3 separate regions of the Homo sapiens genome follow, and all the other regions are linked to region 1. A link is a contact called in ENCODE Hi-C or POLR2A ChIA-PET data. All regions are on one chromosome and are shown on one strand. Each heading gives the region's core, a stretch centred on a gene start or an enhancer-like site at or near the end of the contact. The rest is flanking DNA. Distances are from core to core; before and after follow the strand shown.

Region 1 (4,629 bases), core at 776-3,275:
ACACAATACTGGTCTGACTCCCTTCATGTTGGGGAATCACACAAAAAAGCACCCTCAAGATTACCAGAAGGCGGTACATTAGAGATCTTGGAGCTAAAGGAAGGGTAAGACTCAGGAACTCACTCTTGTCAGTCTTGGTGACAGTGACATTGAAGGTGGGGGCCCCACCGGTGCTCTTGGTACGAAGATCCATGCTAAATTCCCCATCCTGCAGCAGTGAGTCCCGGATCACCGAACATTTCTGGCCCCCAAGTGTCAGCCCATTCACGTAAAAACTTGACCGGTCTTTGCCAACCAGGACACCCACCTCAGCTGGCTGGAAGAGGAACCAAGCGCCCATCAAGTTAGTCAGTGCACCAAGATTCCCACCGTGTTCTCCAAAGACCCACCTGTCTTCCACTTCTGAGAACCACCCCGCCGTGGGGGCTAAGTATAAATTATATACTCAGTACACATCAATGAACTGTGAGAAACTCTGAGGACTGTGGGACGTTAGTGCAGAAAAAGATCATGATTCTGAAACTTAGAATATGGAACCAGGGAGGAAGGGATGACATACTCCTCTAGAGATTTAGATGTCAGTGTTAATGGGGAAAGTAAACCCAGGAAATAAAGGGAGTCAGTGAGGTAAGTGAGGAGCCTTTGGATGCTCAGAACTCTCCTTCAGGAAAAGCAGAAGCGGAGAGGGGAAGGGAGGGGGGCGGGCGAGGCAAGAGAAGCAACTTTGCCCTTATTTGGTCAAAGGTTCTGCAGGAGCTGTTAGGGCCCGGACGCCTGGGTCTCCAAGTAACCTAGAGTTTAGCTCCAGGTATCTCTGCTCTGAGATGAGGAAGCAGACCCCTGGGGGCTTTCCGGGAAAGTTGGAAAACTTTTGAAGGTGGACAGGGGCCAGACCCGGCAGGCCAGCTCTCGGGTCTAGGTACCCCGGGAACCTTTCCCCCCTCCCCCTTTCACCCCAAGCCCCCACATCCGGTCCCCTCCCGCCCGGAAACCCCCTTCCCCCCCCTTTTGAACTTCCGCTCCCCCTCCCCACTTCCGGGCAGTGTGGACAGGGAGATGGTGGTGGGAGCAGCGGTAGTAAACCAATATACTTTCGCTTATGCTGTCTCAGAACTTCTCACAAAGTTCCCCTGCTCCAGGCCCCGCCGGATGGCGGGAAGGGAGGGCGAGGGGACTTCCGGGATTGGCCTCGCAGGAATGTTGAATCCAACGTGCTGAGCTGGGGGGGCGTGTGGTGGCCTCGCCCTCTCTAACGGAGTTAGGAGGGGCCAGAAGCCCACAGAGGGTGGGCAAGGGACCAAGACCACGCGCCTGGGGCTCCCTTCCGCACCAGGAGAAACAATGGTAGAGGGACGCGGGCTGGCAGCCGGACGGGGAGCTGGGGGTCCAAGGATCCCCGGGTCCCCTCTCAATCCCAATCCCCAGTAAAAACTGAGGCGCGTCCCCGCCCCGCCCTGGGAGAGGCGGAAGTGGGCCGCCGCACCGGGCGCCGCGCCCCTCCCCGCCCTGTGCCCCGGATGTAACGCCCCGTCGCGGAAAGCGGGGTAGCGGGCGGGATGGGCGCCGCCGCCTGGGGCATAGGACCTACGGGCAACTGAGGGACCCACTCACGTGCAGCCGCCATTCGCGCCGCTTCCAGGGCAAGCACCCAGTCAGGGCCTCTCGCTGCGCGCCCTAGACCGCGCCCGCCCCCACCCAAGTCCCTCCCTCAGGGTCCAAACCGGAGCAGTGCCCCGGACCGCGCAGGCCTCGCAGTACCGTGATGTTGACGAACGTTTTCCCGGGGACGGCGGCCCAGACGGAGGGCGAGTCCTTGTAGCCCACGATGGCCGCGTCCTGACAGGTCCCGTCCGCCATGAGGTTGTCGATGTAGGCGTTCCACCCGGCCATGGCGCTGCTACTGGGGCTGCTCTCGGCGCTGCTGCTGGGGCCGCGGACTGGGCTCGAGCTGCCTCGGCTGGCGGGCGGGGGGAGGCGGAGAGCTCGGGGCACGCGCTGCCGTCCGGACCGCGGCTCCGCTCGCTGTGCAGCAGCCCTCGCACCGCCACTTCCTGCTCCTCCCCCCCCCCGCCCCGCTAGATTTTTATTTGCAAAGGACGGTAGGGGCGGGGCCTACTCCCCATTCCCTCCCTCCCCCACTCGCCAGCCCAGACACCGAACTTTGCAAATGCAATTTTAAAAATCCCTCCCCCTATTGCAAAATTTGCAGAGTTCGATGGAAAGCAATGCAGAAGGATGGGGGGTGGCGGGAGAGAGGTGAAGGGTAGGGTTTGCTCCAATTTGCACTGAATATAAACCAGACTTTGGTATCGGGGCAGGGAGTGAGCCAGAAGAAGGAAGGAAGGAGAAAGCAGGAGGAATTAGCAAGCTGCAAATTTAGCAAATTAAGGAGAGTTCGGGGAGCCCAGGGTTAAACGGGATGACTCCTCCTTCCCCCACCTCCGCCGAAGGGAAGGACCGGCGGGCGGCGGCGCGTGTGCCCGCGCCTGCGCCTGCGCCGGGGCCGGGAGTGCATGGGGCGGTCGGGGCCGGAGCCGGCTGCACGGGAGCGCGCCCGGCCCGACCCGTGTGGACCCTGCGGGAAAGGAAGGCGGGCTGGGGACGTGTCTCCCGCCTGGCGGAAGGGGCGGGGGCGAAGCCGTGCGCGCTGCCGCCTCACCACCCTTGATTTTACTTATTCAAGTAATAAGAAAGCAAAGAAGAGTTTGGCCAAATCCTCTAGTCGCTCTCATAGCTGAAGGCACCCACCGGGGCCACTTCTGTCCCCAGCGTCTTCTCGGGTCGTGCAGGTTGGGTTCACCAGGGCCCATTCTCAGTCTAGAGGATTGTCCCTTCTCTGGATCGGCTCTAGCCCAGGGCCTCACCCCACATCCCAGCCCCGCCCGCCCCAGGCAGGCAATGTCTGGATCACCGGCCGTGCCCCTTGGCCTGTGTCTGCAGAGGTCACAGAGCGCGGACACCCGCGGGGCTTAACAGGCGGGGCTATTTTTCGAGGCGGAAGAATACTCAAGTTGCAAGAGTGGCAACTTTTTCAAGAAGGGGAAAGTCCCACTTCGGGCCCTTTGGGTTTCTTCGCAGTCAGATGTGCGCTCACAGCCACCTGGGGAGGGCGGGACGGGCGGGACGGCCGTGCGGCGGCCGCGGTGAAACCGCCTCCTCCGACCCGCCGCCGAGGGCTGGGCGGCTTCCGGAGCCTGGGCTAGGGGCAAGGGGTCACCGAGCGCGGCCCGGGCGGAAAGGGGGTTGGTTTTCTCTCTCCTCCCGAGCGCGGCGCGCATCCCTGGCGTCCACGCCGAATCCCACAGTCCCCGACGCCCCTCGAGTCCGTGTTCCTCGACAGCCGCGCGGCTGAGTCACTGGCGGGCTCGGGCGGGGCCGCACCCGGGCACGTGGCGGCGCTCCCCGCCCGCCATCTCCTGACCCCTGGCCCACCGCACCCCTACCCCAGGGTGGAAAAATCCCGGGAGGAGCGGCCTGAGATGAGGGGGCGGGGCGAGAGGGGAGACTGGACGGGTGGCGGGGCAGGTGGCCTGGGGTGGGGGCTGGGAGGCCGCGCGGGCCGGCGGGGCGGGGAGCAGGGGTGGGGAGAGGGCGGCGGGGGTGAGTCACCGGGCGCGCGCTGCCCCGGCGCCGACGGGAAGGGCCTCCGAGTCGGGCCGAGGCGCCGTGTGTCCCCCGCCGGTCGGCTGGTATGGCTGCAGAGGAGCTCGGGGCAGACCCCGCACTGGCCCCAGAGCCGGCAAAGTGGAGATCTCTACCGAGGGCAGAGACCTACCTCCCCGCAGTGCTACAAGTGGGGCGCCGGAAGAGCCCCAGGCGTGCAGAAGCTCACAAAAGGCCACCCGTCCTCGGTCCATTCATTTTTGTTCACTGTTGATTCAGCCCCATTCATTGATGGGCTGGGGCCGTGCGCTGAGCGCCCACAGTCGATGGGGAAAGGGGCTCTGACCGACAGTCCCCACGCCGGGCGACAAGTGCTGTCCCAGCGTTATCAGTCGGGCGCCTTGCCAGCCGAAAGGGCCTGTCTAAATTCGTTTCCTGTCCCCTAACTCATCCCGGCGCTGGCTGGCCTGGAGAGGGTAGGATGGGGCGGCGCCGAGAATGGCCGTTATGAGGACCCTAAGAGGTGAGACCCTCTCGCCTTCTGGGGTGGGGGGTCCCGTCCTTTCCCCCACTGAGGACAGAGGCCCGCCCAGCGATCTGAGCATGTGTGGACGTCAATCTTGCAGCCCCTCTTCCAGGCCCCCTCCCCAGCCTTGCAGGGCTCAGGTTACCCCTGGCCTTTCCTAAAGGTCACTCATTCCTCTTGACGTTTGCAAAAGGGGAATGTAATCCTGGGGTGGGGGGAGACCCCTCATCTGTAGCCCCTCCCTTGCTCCTCCCAAAGGGTGGAATTAGAACAGGGACTGTTATTGGGAGACAGAAAGTGGGGGATAGTAGTTGACCTTTGGTAAGGGGGCAGGTGCCCAGGGCCAGAGGCTTCTGCTTCAGGCTGTAGTGGGCACTTGGCTGCCAGCCCAGTGTGAAGGGGGGAGGATGGAGAGAAAGAGAGGCGGGGCTGGCTGGGGACCGAGTGGCTCAGGGATAAATGCGCAGCCTGAGAGGGGGTGAGCTGACACTGTCCCAGCT
Region 2 (4,253 bases), core at 1,346-3,845, 1.0 Mb before region 1:
GGTCCCCTGCAACCCGTGCCCCACGGGCCGGTTAGGAAGCTGAGTCCGGAGATGCCAAGACCAAGTCCAGGCTGGGTCAGGGGTTCGGTTTGCCGCTGTGGGTTCCTGGCTGAGAGGTCAGTGCAGTACTGAGCAGTGGCCAGACGAGGGCGCAAGAGACAGCAGGCACCACAGCCTGAGCAGGAGCTGGAAGCCTGGGCCTGCAGCCCTGGGGGTTGCTGGTGATGACGGACTCTGCCTTCCTTCCACCCTCTGCTGTGTGACGTGGGCAGGCCAGTGCCCTCTCTCTGAGGAGGTTGCCTTTCCAGAATATCAAGGCTGACTTTGGAGCCATGCAGGTGGGTTCAAATCCTGGTTAGTCTCTTACTAAGCTGTGAGATCCTGGCTAATCCCTGTGGTCCTGAGCCCCACAGACACCGAGAAGGGCCACATCCATTTGGAAACTGATTAGACAGTCTTGGGAGGGAAGACAGGCAGGAGGACGGTAGTGAGGTCCCCGTCACTGGAGGTATAGGTTCCCGGCTGGGCAGCAGCTTGGGGCATAGGCTACGGCTGGGAATGGGTGGGTCCCTCCAACGCTGACAGCCTGTGACACACACAGAGGAGGGACCTGGTGCCCCTCACACCTGCAGATCTGAAAGCAGAACTAGGGAGCCGCAGGGGCAGAGAGAGGACAGCCTTCCCCCAGCCTCTTCCAGCAAGGGTAGGCTGGGCCTGCGCAGACAGCCTCTCCCAGGGACGGTCAGGAGTGATACTAAGGGTGGACTTCCGGCCCGTCCTGTACCTGGCATCCCACCATCAGTGCCCAGTAGAAAGGATCCACAGCCCCTTGTGATGGTGAGGAAGGAGAAGGCACAGCAGAGGCCTGGGGGTCAGGAGGGCTCAGCTGCAACCCTGGGTTTGCTGCTGACTTGCTGTGGACCTGGAAACCCCACTGCCCCTCTCTGGGCCTCAGTTTCCCTCACAAGCTCAGACATCACAGATGTCAAATTAGTTTCTGAACAAGAGAGAGGAGAGGTCAAGGCTGGGGTCTGGCCCTGGGTCCACCTGGCCGGCTCTGAGGTTCTGGGGACTGGTGGGACAGAAGGAGGGCTCTTTTGGACGCCAGAAGTTTCCGGGGGACTAGGACTTCATGGTCCTTGTTTGGGCCCTGGGTCAGCCTGCCCTGGACTCCATTTAGCAGTTCTGGTTCGGAACCATGGTAAAAATGGGGAGGGTAGAGCTCTCAGAATCACACGGCAAAGGCAGGCAGGGGCTACTGGGCACCCCTAGGACCCCAGCAGGGGCTGAGCCCCCTCCAGTGGCCCTGGGGCCTCCAGGAGACCTCTGCAGAGTCACTGTGAGTGGACAAGATGCACCACACACAGGGGACACACACTGGCCACCCAGACACTTGGCCACAGGGCAGACATGGGCACAGCCATATGTACACATAAGGGTACCCACATGTGGGCACTCAGCACCAGGGACACACACCCAGACACATATAGGCACAGAGCTCCATATGCACACTCACAAGTGTGCCAGCCTCTGCCAGGCCTGTCTTGGCTCCCGAGACAACCATACTGCAGGAGCGTCCCACGCTGCCTCTGATTCTGCACTCCCAGCCCGGTGGGACAGGTCCGGAGATGCCCAGAAAGGAACTATCATCCCTGGGACCAGAACCAATCTCTGTCCTCCGCCTGACATGCCAACATGAAGGCACCAGGTATTCAGAATGTGAGAGTTTCTCTGCTCCGGGGGCCTCAAACGTCCCTGGATGTCCCTTGCTCAGGCAGGGAAGCTGGCAGCAGAGTCTGTCTCTCTCTAACTTGTCATATGGGGTGACGGGTGTGGGGTATGGCCTCTGTGTGTCAGTGGCGGCCTGGTTTGGCAGGCGGTCAGAGGTCGAGGACTCAGTGGCTGTGGTTGGTGGTGCCCTGGCCCTGAACACCACTAACCACTCAAAGGAACCATAACACTGAGCCGGCTCCTCAGAACCCAGAGACTCTGCCTCCTGTTCACCGAAGGCCCCCGGGCAGGGCTTCCCCTCCGGCCTCGTCCCCATCTCAACAGCGAGTTGGCAGGATTTTCTATTCTCGCACAGTGGCTTGCCAGGAAGGCCTTCCCCTGGATGGAGAGGAAGAGGGGCTCGCTGGTGTCACGCAAGGGATGTCAGAGTCTGGAGGACAGGCCCGGGGTAGGGGCTGGTGCAGGCAGCGGGAGGCGCCCGGACTCACCCGATGACGTAGACCAGGACCACCAGCTGGATCAGTCGGAAGATAACGCCCACCTTCTTATTACGCACCAGCACCATGCGGGGGGTGTCATACTCGAAGAGGAAGGCGGCCAGCTCCTCCTGGAACCGCCGTGCCATGGTGGGCCGGCTGGGGCTCAGAACTGAGCCCCCTGCACGGCCTCTGCTCTCAGGGTGAGCCGGGTGCCACCACCCACGTCGATGGTAGAGCTTCTGGGGGCTTCCTGGCCCCTTAGGAAGAGCAGGGCGGTGCAGGTGGAGCCAGAGGACAGGAGCCAGAGGTCAGCTGGAGGCACTTGGGTTGGAGAGAGAATCCCTGGGTGATCAGAGCAGCTCTTGGCCCCTGGAAGGCAACAGACTGCAGGCCAGCCTCGCCCATGGACAAATAAATTCCCAAAGATAGATGGGGCGGGGCTGGTGGGGCCACCCAGGCCCAGCCCCACTGCCCCTCCTGGCTCTGCGTGGGCCTTGTTGGGCCTCCGGAAACAGGAGTTGTTGGCAGGAAACCACAGGCCACCCGTCACAGGGGCAAAGATAAAGCTCTCAGTCGACTCCTCAAGTTATCCTCCCCCCAAAACCTGGCAAGATGGAGCTCTGGCCAGGGCCTGGGGGAAGCTGGAGTCTCCTCAGATTAGGGGACTCCCCGCGACTCCCCTCCACTGCCAAAATGAGACCTCCATCCCCAGCCCCATCCACCACCCTCCACCCTCCCCCACCAGGGTTGGCTGCTTCGTCCCTGGGGGTCTGCAGCGAGCAAGGCAGAGAGGAAGGAGGCTCTGAGTTCCAGCCTGGCCTGTGCCCGGTCAACCTCGGTGCTGAGCTGGCATCTCTATCCCCCAGCTCTCCTCTCCCACTGTCTGTCCTGCCGGGGCCACCATCAGAGGGAGAGAGGTGGCAGGTGCCCAGCCAAGACCAGCACCACATCCGTCACCAGTGCCATGGGGGGCCCAAGACCAGCCGAGAGAGCCTGACCTCGGAGATCCCTGGCTCTGCCACTTCTTGGCTGTGGGGGCTGGGTGTCACCTTGCCTCTCCGAGCCTGCTTCCTCATCTGTAAATTGGGGTAATAAGGGCTGTTCCTTCTAGGTCGAGGCTCACAGGGGATGGGTCTCAGCAACACGGGACAGAGAACTGGAGGCCACCATTGAGTCTGGGGCACAGCACCTCTGCAGTCCCTGCCTTCCCTTCCCACCCCCAGCTCGGGCCCTGAACACAGGGGTTTGGGGTGGGCAGAGGGTCCCACGTTGGCTCCTCAGAGCTGGAGGCCTCCCCAGCCCCACCCCTCGTTTTGAAGATGAGAAAACCAAGCTCAGAGAAGAGAAATGAGTTGCCCAAGCTCACCCGGGGTGGTACTGGAGGTTCAAGCTGGAAGCAGGGGCCTCCCTGGCGAGCCCCCACGGCCCTGTCGTCGGAGCCGCCCCACCCTTAAGGCTGATAAGGAGTCTTCTTGCTGGCGAGCCATGAGCTGGAAGTGCTCTGGGCAGGGAGCCAGGCCCTGGGGCTGGGAATCCCGGCAGCCTGTCTGAATGGGGGTCACCCACAGAGGGCTGCCCATGGCCCCTTCCAGCACCCAGGTCAGTCTCTCCTTGTCAAGTAGATCAGCCTCACCCCTCGCGGAGTTTCTGCTAATCCAGTGGGTGTCATGGGCTTTTCTAAAGAAAATCCAGAGATGCTGGGAGCCAGAACTGTGGTGGCCACGTCTCCCCTTGGCCTGACCTTGACCCTAGACAGTTCCTTTCCCAGCTGCCCCTGTGGCCATTGGAATGGGAGGCACCAGGACACAGCTGCTTGTGATGGGGAGTGGGGTGGGTGCTGAGACTGTGTGGGCCATTCTGGGTCCCTTTTCAGCCACCCTTCTCCCTGATATGCGTTCTAGAGAGTGGGTGGGGTGGGAGGGAACGGAGGGAGGAAGGGAGGGAGGGAGGGAAAAGGAAGGGAAGGGAAGGGAGGGAGAGAGGGAGGAGGAAAGGGAAGGGAAGGGAGGAAGGAGGGAGGAAGGGAGGGAGGGAGAAGGAAGG
Region 3 (4,237 bases), core at 1-2,500, 1.4 Mb before region 1:
GGCCACTGGTGATCCTACCCCAATAGGAAAGCTTCCTGGAGGAAGTTTCCGGAGCCAGGTGTCATCAGGCTGGAGAGAGTCCCCCGCCCTCCAACTCAAAGGGAGCAGGCTCAGGATGGAGGAGGCATCGGCGAGGGAGAGCTTTGGCCCTGGAGCGTAGGCAACCTTGAGGCCAGGCAGGTGGAGTAGCCCACAGAGAGGGACTCCTGGGCACCCGGCCCTCCCGTGTCCAGTCACGGCCTGATGAGGATGGGCAGCCTCTATGGCTTTCCCCATCCCCACGTGGCCTTTGGTGGACTAAAAGGCTGGGATGCACCGAGCGTGAAGGAGACAGAAGAAGGGCACGTCTCTTGCCCCTCCCAGGGCCTCTGGTTTCCTTTCTGAGAAGTGGGCTGAATGGTCCCCAAGGACTCTGTGGCCCTGAGAGCTGGTTGCTCTCTCTCTTCTCTGGGCCCGAGAATGTGGCCTGCCCTGGGCCTCTGGGGCAGGAGAGGCTCAGGGAACTCTGGACTAGGGCCGCAGCAGCTATCATTAGCTCCCTGAGTCACCCCGTAAACCCCACGTTCTCACCTGCTGGACTCTCTTGTTGCCCTGGCCCTCCCTCTCTCTCCCAATCCCTGACACTGATTGAAATGGCCTTTCCCGGGCGACAGACCAGGCCGCGGAGCCACAGCTGCTGACTCAGCACCTGTGAGATGCCTGGGCCCCGTCTGTCTCCCACGGTGGGGCCACCTCCTCCCATCCTGAACTCCCATCACAATCCTGCCCCAGAAAGCCACCTCCCTGGGTCAGCCTCGGGAGGCAGGAGCCTCTCCTCTGCCCCCAGCAGTGGTGAGATTGAGATGTCCCTCCCCAGGATTCCCAAACCTCAGGGGAATGTTCCTGAGTCTGTAAGGACCTATATTCTCACACATCCCTACAGCCAAGAGTGCAGCCAAGAGTGCCTCCCTACAGCCAAGAGTGGGCCCCTGGCTGGGGCCCAAGCTCCTTCCAACCCTCCTCCCAAGGCCTATTGGCCAAGGGCAGACATGGCCCAGAGGACCTCTGAGGGCCACGCTCTGGGCTCCCCAGGGGCCTTGGAGATCACCAGCTGCCTTGTGCACAGAAGACTCACCTGGTGAGGTTCTGGGTGGTCGTGGCAACCCTTGCCCTGAGATCACCGCATGTCTGGGGCCCAAGGCCCCCGGGTGGGACTGTGGCTGAGGCGGCGGGAAGCTCTCATTGCAGGCAGAGGGATGGCTGGAATGAGGCGTCAGAGGCAGAACTGGCTGAGCCACCTGCCCTCGGCGCCAGGCAGGCCACGCCCACCAGCCACAGCTGCAGCACCCGCCCACCCACGTGGCCCGTGTGAGTCACCCCCACACCCACACAGCAGCCTCATCCCCACCGGAGAAAAGGCAGGGGAGGCCGCAGGTGCCAAGATCGAAGTTGTGGGTCCAACTCCTCCCTCTCTGGCATTCCATGCTGGGCAGGGACTGCCCATCTCAGGCCTATTTTTCCAACTAGGAAATGGGAATGATAACATCTACTTTCCAAGGGAGCCGTGAAGAGCCAAAGAGATCACAGAGGTGGGAGGGCCTAGTGAAGAGTCAAGCGCTCTGCTCTGTCCCCTGGGAGGGAAGACCGCAGCCCAGGCCTAGCCTGGTTGACCTCAGGGTGGCCAGCCCCAAGACTCGGCACTTGTTCTCAAAAGTCGGTTCCTGGGATCAGGTCTCTCGGGGACGGAAGTCCCCATTTAATGCTGTCCACCAGCAGTCACGCATCATGGCCCTTAGTGTCAGCCTCACCCCTTCCTGGCTGAATGACCTTAGCAGGTCATTTCTCCGAGCCTCAGTCTCCTCATCTGTGAAACGTGCTTCATAAACCCACTTTGCAAGGTTATCGTGGGGCTTCAACAAGTACAAGTAGAAAGGGCCAGAACAAGGCCCAGGGCACGGCAAGAACTCAATAAACAATGTCAGCTCTTAGCTATGATTGCTTTTGTCATCTCAATGTATTCTCCCAGCAACTGCCCAGGTTGCCCTTCTCCAAGGCCAGGGCGTCATAGAAGGAATCGGTGCCCTCTCTCCTGGCCCAGGCTGCAGCTGTGAAGTGGGTGGAGTGAGTCAGGATGGCCGTGTGTGTCTCGCGTCACTCAGGAACTGCACACCTGCTCCCCGGGGCGAGATGTGGACAAGACACAGCTGGGACAGAGCAGGAAGTCTCTGCTGACGCGGCCGCAGCTGGCGCCTGATGGGCAGGGAAATCCCCAGCTGTGAGCCTCTCAATCCCTCATCATCACAACCTGCCTGGCCTGGGGAGGAGGCAGGAGGCAGGTGAGGCTTCTAGGCCACGGGAGAGCAGGACCTATGGCCGGTAAGGGGCAGACCAGACTTGAGGGTGTGGGTGAAGCAGGAGACCGCTTCTGCCGTTGAAGTCAGGGGGTCCTGAAGTTCCCACTCACAATCTGAAATCTCATGACTGTGCCTGAAACTCGACCGGAAAAGCCCGATCTGGGGTTGAGCACGGCCTCCGGCCACTAGCTTACTCACCCTCTCCCGACCCAGCCCCGCGCCCTCCCTGTTTGCCTCTGGCGGCTCAGACGCCTGGGGAGGAAGCTGCTGCCAAATGTCAGTGCTTCCATTTTGCTCGTGTTCATAACTTTTCTCAGAGGGCAGGTGGGAGCTGGTGAAAAAGGCCCCTGTCTCCCACCCAGAGGTGTGCCCTGTGCCCAGCAAGGAAGAAGGGGACCCCCGCTCTGCTATGAGAGGCAGCAGGAGCCAGGTCACCCAGTGGAGTCACAGTCACTACTTAGGAAGCCCGAGCCCATCCTAATCCCACCCCAAACACACAGAAGCAGCAGCTTCAGCCCCTTAGATGGTCTATATTCAACCCCATTTAACCCAGCACATGGTGAGAGCCCACGGGAGAGGCCGTGGCAAGGGCGCAGGTGGACAACGAGGGATTCAGAACTGGAGAAGGCCGTGTCCACCCTCGTGGGCCACAGGGGACACAGGCTCAGGCAGGAACCATGACCCACCATGTGGGTCATCAGGACAAAATGGGCTGAGACCCCCAAGGCGGGAGGAAGTCCCTGTGATGGGGTGTAGGGGATGAGTTCGGGAAAGAGGGAGCATCTGCCTGGACTTGGAAGGAGGGAAGAGGCCACAACATGGTGAAACCCCGTCTCTACTAAAAATACAAAATTAGCGGGGTGAGGTGCTGCACACTGTAGTCCCAGCTATTCGGGAGGCTGAGGCAGGAGAATTGCTTGAACCTAGGAGGCAGAGGTTGCAGTGAGCCGAGACTGCACCACTGTACAGCCTGGGCAACAGAGCGAGACTCCGTTTCCAAAAAAAAAAAAAAAAAAGAAAGAAAGAAAAAAGAAAAAGAATGGAAAAGTGAAAAGGAATATGATCAGAACAAAAATATAACATGCTATAGTGTAAATGCATACAACACATTGGTCAATGCTATTAAGTTTAAATTAAACACACACACACACACAGAGAGAAACAGAAAAAAAGATAAAAGATAAAATGACCACTTCATACTCTTTAGAATGGCCCAAATCCAAAATGTTGACAGCACCAGCAAATGCTGGTGAGGACATGGAGCAACAGGAACTCTCGGCCATCACTGGTGGGAATGTAAAACGGTGCAGCCACTTTGAAAGACACTTTGGTGGTTTCTTACAAAACTAAACATACTCTTACCATTCAATCCAGCAATCACACTCTTTGGTGTTTATTCAAAGAAGCTGAAAACTTATGCCCACACAAAAATTGCCCATAGATATTTATAGCAACTTTACTTATAATTGCCAAAACTTGGAAGCAACCAAAATGTCCTTCAGTAGGTGAATGGATAAAGAGTGGTACATCCGGCCAGGCGTGGTGGCTCACGCCTGTAATCCCAGCACTTTGGGAGGCGAAGGCAGGTGGATTGCTTGAGGCCAGCAGTTCAAGACCTGGCCTGGGCAACATGACGAAACCCCATCTCTACAAAAAATACAAAAAAATTTGCTGGGCATGGTGGTGGGTGCCTGTAGTCCCAGCTACTCGGGAGGCTGAGGCAGGAGAATGGCGTGAACCTGGGAGGCGGAGCTTGCAGTGAGCCGAGGTTGTACCGCTGCACTCCAGGCTGGGCGACAGAGCAAGACTCCGTCTCAAAAAAAAAAAAAAAAAAAAAAAAAAAAAAGAGTGCTACATCCAAGAGAATGGAATGTTATCCTCCAATAAAAGAAATGAGCTCTCAT

Evidence for each region. Hi-C counts contacts between places; a loop is a spot of excess contacts on that map. ChIA-PET counts read pairs that join two places held with the same protein, here RNA polymerase II (POLR2A). Pooled maps may share reads with other maps.
Region 2: a loop to region 1 is called in a map of gastrocnemius medialis, with 10 times the contacts of the local background. The contact joins the promoter of P2RX1 here to the promoter of PFN1 in region 1. A Hi-C loop is called at or near these places in 1 of 168 maps with a recorded cell type or tissue (gastrocnemius medialis), 3 of 37 single-sample maps with no recorded cell type and 5 of 50 pooled maps.
Region 3: a pooled map shows a loop between it and region 1 (8-fold over the local background). The contact joins the promoter of TRPV3 here to the promoter of PFN1 in region 1. A Hi-C loop is called at or near these places in 2 of 37 single-sample maps with no recorded cell type and 3 of 50 pooled maps. POLR2A ChIA-PET finds 5 or more read pairs at or near these places in 1 of 52 experiments (B cell).

What each region holds. Positions count from the first base shown.
Region 1 is chr17:4,946,505-4,951,133 of GRCh38, forward strand. It overlaps PFN1 (profilin 1), which reads right to left and starts at 2,026. Exons shown (of 3, transcript NM_005022.4): 1 at 1,759-2,026; 2 at 124-316. The coding sequence starts at 1,890. ENO3 (enolase 3) reads left to right here and starts at 4,615. Exons shown (of 12, transcript NM_053013.4): 1 at 4,615-4,629. RefSeq lists silencers at 1,296-1,525, 1,556-1,625, 1,896-2,235, 2,366-2,615, 3,076-3,485 and 1 more and an enhancer at 2,816-2,985.
Region 2 is chr17:3,913,870-3,918,122 of GRCh38, forward strand. P2RX1 (purinergic receptor P2X 1) reads right to left here and starts at 2,596. Exons shown (of 12, transcript NM_002558.4): 1 at 2,220-2,596. The coding sequence starts at 2,356. RefSeq lists enhancers at 288-347, 418-487, 718-797, 908-977, 1,700-1,769.
Region 3 is chr17:3,556,562-3,560,798 of GRCh38, forward strand. TRPV3 (transient receptor potential cation channel subfamily V member 3) reads right to left here and starts at 1,251. Exons shown (of 18, transcript NM_145068.4): 1 at 1,115-1,251. RefSeq lists a silencer at 210-269 and enhancers at 1,451-2,267, 1,910-1,969, 2,050-2,099, 2,130-2,359, 2,268-3,082 and 2 more.